Regions from separate parts of the Homo sapiens genome. Here region 2 is linked to region 1. A link is a loop called in an ENCODE intact Hi-C map of the cell type or tissue named here. Cell type or tissue: heart right ventricle. All regions are shown on one strand. Region 1 overlaps AKT1 (AKT serine/threonine kinase 1). Region 2 overlaps LOC124903398 (a long non-coding RNA gene).

Region 1 (2,500 bases):
GCCCTGGGCCTCAGTTCAACCTGGTGGCACCAGATGCAACCTCACTATGGTATGCTGGCCAGCACCCTCTCCTGGGGGTGGCAGGCACACAGCAGCCCCCCAGCACTAAGGCCGTGTCTCTGAGGACGTCATCGGAGGCTGGGCCCCTGGGATGGGACCAGGGATGGGGGATGGGCCAGGGTTTACCCAGTGGGACAGAGGAGCAAGGTTTAAATTTGTTATTGTGTATTATGTTGTTCAAATGCATTTTGGGGGTTTTTAATCTTTGTGACAGGAAAGCCCTCCCCCTTCCCCTTCTGTGTCACAGTTCTTGGTGACTGTCCCACCGGGAGCCTCCCCCTCAGATGATCTCTCCACGGTAGCACTTGACCTTTTCGACGCTTAACCTTTCCGCTGTCGCCCCAGGCCCTCCCTGACTCCCTGTGGGGGTGGCCATCCCTGGGCCCCTCCACGCCTCCTGGCCAGACGCTGCCGCTGCCGCTGCACCACGGCGTTTTTTTACAACATTCAACTTTAGTATTTTTACTATTATAATATAATATGGAACCTTCCCTCCAAATTCTTCAATAAAAGTTGCTTTTCAAATTTTTGGCTCACTTTGCTGGGTGGAAGAGTGGGTGGCCAGGGAGGGAGTGGGGAGTCCTGGGAGGGAAGCAGCATCCTCAGAGCAGCTGGTCCTCCCCAGCTCCTCCTGGTGGGCACCGCCACCCCAACAGGTTTGGGGACAGGCTGTGTGGTGGGCCGAGGCGGGAGTATACAGGCCTGTTCCCAGGGGCAGCCTCCCATGGAAGGTGTTCCACCCCCATCTCCAGAGGCCTGGCCTGAGGGGAGATGGGAGGCCCTGGCTGGCCCTGCCCCCGTTGGGATCCACCTCTTCTTCCCTTGACCCCACCCAGCTTCACCCCAGCCATGAAGGAGACCATTGGACCACGTGGCCATCTGCCCCCCAGCCCCAGGTGCTGTTCCCCTGGGTAGGGCAGTGAATGAGACAGACCACCAGGAAGGACAGATAGGGCAGGGCCCAGAGTTGGGGCCAAGGTCATGGCCTGGGCCACGGTGGAAGTAAGGCTGGGAGGCCTGAGTGGCCTGTTCGAAGCTGGACAGAGCGGGAGGAGGGGCTGCAGGCGGTGGGAGGAGGGGCTGCAGGGGGCGGGAGGGGACAGGCTGGGGCCCAGGTTACCCCAGAGCACTACATCGAGCTCTGAGCCGGAACAGCCTGCAGAATGTGCCGGTGCTGCCACCTGGTGGACGCCTGCCGGAACCGCGCCCTGAGCCAGGAGAGGAGTCCACTGCCGAGCAACTGACAGCGGGTTGGCGACCAGGTTCCGGGTGGTTGGGTGACCAGCACGAGCCAGGGGCCTGGAGCTTCAGCTTCCTCATCTCTCAAATGGACTCCCCGTAGGTGTGGATGGTTGCAGAGTCAGGCCCCTGGCGATGGCAATTGGCCCCTCTCTAAGGCATTCCCAGGGGTGCGTGGCTGCCCTCACTTCCACTGGAGGGGGTGCCCCATAGGGAGCACAGGCTGGCGAGGATGTTCTGGGTCTGTGGGAGCCAAGAACAGCCACATCTGGAGCAGCCCGAAGCTCTCCTCTGGGTGATCCCTTATTGCTTCAGTTCTAACAGGCCGCAAAACTGATACCGCTTTTCGGGAAATACACGAAACATGACACAGTAAATGATGTTCCGAGGGTGAGAGGCATCTGGATTTCAGATCTATCAATAATGTGACTCTTAGAAACCAAAAAATACAGCAATGCCCTTCCAATATCCACAAACTTTGAGCAAAGCATTGCTGAAAGTAACCAAGGTATGGAAATGGTCAGGCAGACGCAGCATCTCCCAGACAGCCCGGCTGAGAAGCATGGGCTGCTTCTCCCAGCACGGCCCCCTCTGACAATATAGGATTGCCTTAGGGCCATTTCTTACCTTTTTTATGGTAGAGATAGGGTCTCGCTATGTTGTTCAGGCCGGTCTTGAACTCCGGGCCTCAAGTGATCCTCCTGCCTTGTCCTCCCAAAACGTTGGGATTATAAGGTGTGAGCCACCACACCTGGCCTCTTAGGGATAGTTCTATAGTCCAGAGAGAGAGAGGCTTCAACGTCATTGGCATTAATACAGACATGACCCTGTGTTATGTCCCCGTTACAAGTGGCTGAGGACCTAACAAAATGAACGCAGAAATGGAGACCCTCTGAGAATTTCCCGACCCTCCTAGCAGCCCCAGACAGAACCATCTACAGCAGGAGGCAGCATCCCAGGAGTGGGGTGGAGGGTGTCAGTGAGGGGTGAGATGTGCAAGGAGATGCACATCTCAGAGAGGAAACTCCAGGAGGTGCAGGTGCCCTTGCAAGGGGCAGTCCAGTCCTGGCCAGCGAGGCCAGAGCGGGTGGAGAGGGCCAGGATCCTGCAGCCCCAACAGGGCCTGCCGAACAGCGAGGGCTGTCTGGAGAGGTTGTAACAGGAATACGCCAACCAAGAGGAAGCTCTCCTTCCTGTGTCA
Region 2 (2,500 bases), 280 kb before region 1:
GGGAGGCAGGGAGAGTTTTGTTGGGAATTCTGGGATCCTACTGCCTGGAGTTGGGGCAGGGGAGCACAGCCCAAGGAGGTCACATCCTGGTGGCCCTGCAGCCTCCTGGCATGTGGGAGGACATGCCTGGAAGAGACAGCATGAGGGGGGACCACATATGGAGGACTTTTTTTTTCTTTTGAGACAGAGTCTTGCTCTGTCACCCAGGCTGAAGTGCCGTGGCATGATCTCAGCTCACGGCAGCCTCCACCTCCTGGTCCCCTGAATAGCTGGGACCACAGGCGTGCACCACCACACCCAGCTGGTTTTTTTTTTGTTAGGGACAGGGTTTCACCACATTGCCCAGGCTGGTCTTGAACTTCTGGACTCAAGCAATCTGCCTGCCTCAGCCTCCCAGAGTGCTGGGAGGGATTACAGGCATAGGCCACCACATCCATCCTTTTTTTTTTTTTTTTTTTGAGACAGGGTCTTGCTTTGTCACCCAGGCTGGAGTTGAGTGCAGTGGTGCAATCTCAGCTCACTGCAGCCTCTGCCTCCTGGGTTCAAGCGATCCTCACACCTCAGCCTCCTGAGTAGCTGGCATCACAGGCATGTGCCACCATGCCCAGCTGCCCAGCTAATTTTTACATTTTTTATAGGGACAGGGTCTCACTGTTGCTCAGATTGGTCTTGAACTCCTGGCCTCAAGCAATCTGCCTGCCTTGGCCTCCCAAGGTGCTGGGATCGCAGGAGTGAGCCAGCCCCCAGTGCTAGCAGTGCTCTTGGGTAATGAACGTGTGAATGAGAGCACACTGAATGGTCGCGTGGGGCGGCCACCCTCCTGAGGGACAGCTCACTATGGACAGGTGATACCACCACTTGGTACCTCCTTTCTTCATCCATAATTTGCGAATGGTGACAGTGACTGTCCCACAGGCCTGGTGGGGTATTAATTCAGATAGTACACGTCCCACACCTAAGATGAGCCTGGCACAAAGCAGCGCTCAAAAACACACATCTTCCTTTAACTTCCTCCTCGGTTCCCCCAATGGGGGATCTTGCAGGCAAAGTGTTGACGAAAGGTCCGCCCGTTCCCAAGAACGACCCTAGAGGGCGCCAGGCAGCGGGGCTTGAATGGACCGGGCGGGTTTCGCTTTCCCGCTAGTAGCCGCCCGCGGCCGCCAGGGGGCAGCAGCTGCAAAGGGCGCCCGTGGGCAGCCGGGCCGCGCCTGTGGCCACGCAGTGCAGAGGCGGCCCCATCCGAGCGCTCGGGCGGGCGGGAGCGGAGCCGGAGCAGTGTCCCCGCCACCGCGGAACCTTCGCAGGCGGAACATTTTGCACATCCTTCCAGACCTTTCCTAAATCCTTACCTGCCTGCACAGGCACTCGTGGAAAATACGCGATACTGCCTTGTGTGTATGCATTTATCCAGCTTTTTATTTTGAAATAATTCCCAATTTTGGGGCTGGGCGCAGTGGCTCACGCCTGTAATCCCAGCACTTTGGGAGACCGAGGCGGGCAGATCACGAGGTCAGGAGTTCGAGACCATCCTGGCCAACATGGTGAAACACCGTCTCTACTAAAAATACAAAAAAAAATTAGCTGGGCGTGGTGGCGTGTGCCTGTAATCCCAGCTACTCGGGAGGCTGAGGCAGGAGAATCGCTTGAACCAGGAAGTCAGAGGTTGCAGTGAGACTCCGTCTCAAAAAAAAAAAAAAAAAAAAAAAAAATCCCAATTTACAGAAGGTGGCAAACACCGTGCAAAGAGACCCGGATATTCCTGTCCTGCAGATTCGCCATCTGTGAACATTGCCCCGCTATTCCTTCTCTCGCTCCTGCTTATATGGCATTTGAGAATAAGCTGCAGACTCCAGGCTTGCTCCCCTAAACAGCTCAGAGAGTATTTTGGAAATAAACGAACTCTCTCCCAAGTAATTGCAGTGAACCTTGAAAAATCAGGAAGCCACCACTGATCCAATGTCCCCATCGACTCCGCAGAGCCCCTGCCAATTTCCCCGCTGTCTCAGTGAGTCTTTGTGGGTCTTATGGGTCTTTGTGGGATGGCCCTCGCTCTAGCCTTGCCTGTTTCCTGTGGCTTCTTCATTTCCAGGAGGAACCCCTCAGAAGTGAGACTTTCCTCTTACAGCAACCTACCGGAGGCCCACGGGGCCAATCTGGCCATCGCTGGTGATGATAACCCTCATCGCTTGGGTATGATGGTGTCTGCCGCCATTCCCCACTGAAAAGTTAATTAGTAAGCATTTTGCATTCATTAATGAATAAGCAATTATTACACCGTTTCTGGGGAGAGAATTTGAGGTTTCCACTATGAGGTCAGGCTTACCCTTCTCTCTCATGTGTGTATGTGCGGGTCTCCGTCCATTTTGTCTTGCTATAAAAGATTACTTGAGACTGCATAATTTATCAGAAAAAAAAGAGGTTTACTTAGCTCACAGTTCTACAAGCTGAGAAGTTCAAGGGCATGGCCCTGGTGAGGACTTTCATTCTGTGTCACAAAATG

What was found. Hi-C counts contacts between places; a loop is a spot of excess contacts. Peaks named below come from ENCODE experiments on the same cell type or tissue, not always from the same donor. Only the 100,000 strongest peaks of a DNase experiment are listed, where the experiment ranks them.
Region 2: it touches region 1 in a loop (4-fold over the local background); 16 of 110 quality-filtered maps call a loop at or near these places.

Annotation. Positions count from the first base shown.
Region 1 is chr14:104,767,434-104,769,933 of GRCh38, reverse strand. It overlaps AKT1 (AKT serine/threonine kinase 1), which reads left to right. Exons shown (of 15, transcript NM_001382430.1): 15 at 1-585. LOC102723342 (a long non-coding RNA gene) reads right to left here. Exons shown (of 3, transcript XR_429419.5): 2 at 1,927-2,070; 3 at 518-1,542. Among named protein-coding and RNA genes, the nearest start is that of SIVA1, 16 kb to the right of the region's middle. RefSeq lists enhancers at 1,088-1,382, 1,285-1,836, 1,837-2,387. In heart right ventricle, CTCF peaks have their summits at 1,049 and 1,253 (motif pointing left); a DNase peak (open chromatin) is centred at 1,253; H3K27ac peaks cover 825 bases.
Region 2 is chr14:105,044,526-105,047,025 of GRCh38, reverse strand. The region is part of intron 1 of LOC124903398 (a long non-coding RNA gene); the gene reads right to left. Among named protein-coding and RNA genes, the nearest start is that of GPR132, 20 kb to the left of the region's middle. RefSeq lists a silencer at 1,076-1,335. In heart right ventricle, no CTCF peak of the experiment used is centred here; a DNase peak (open chromatin) is centred at 1,085; H3K27me3 peaks cover 422 bases.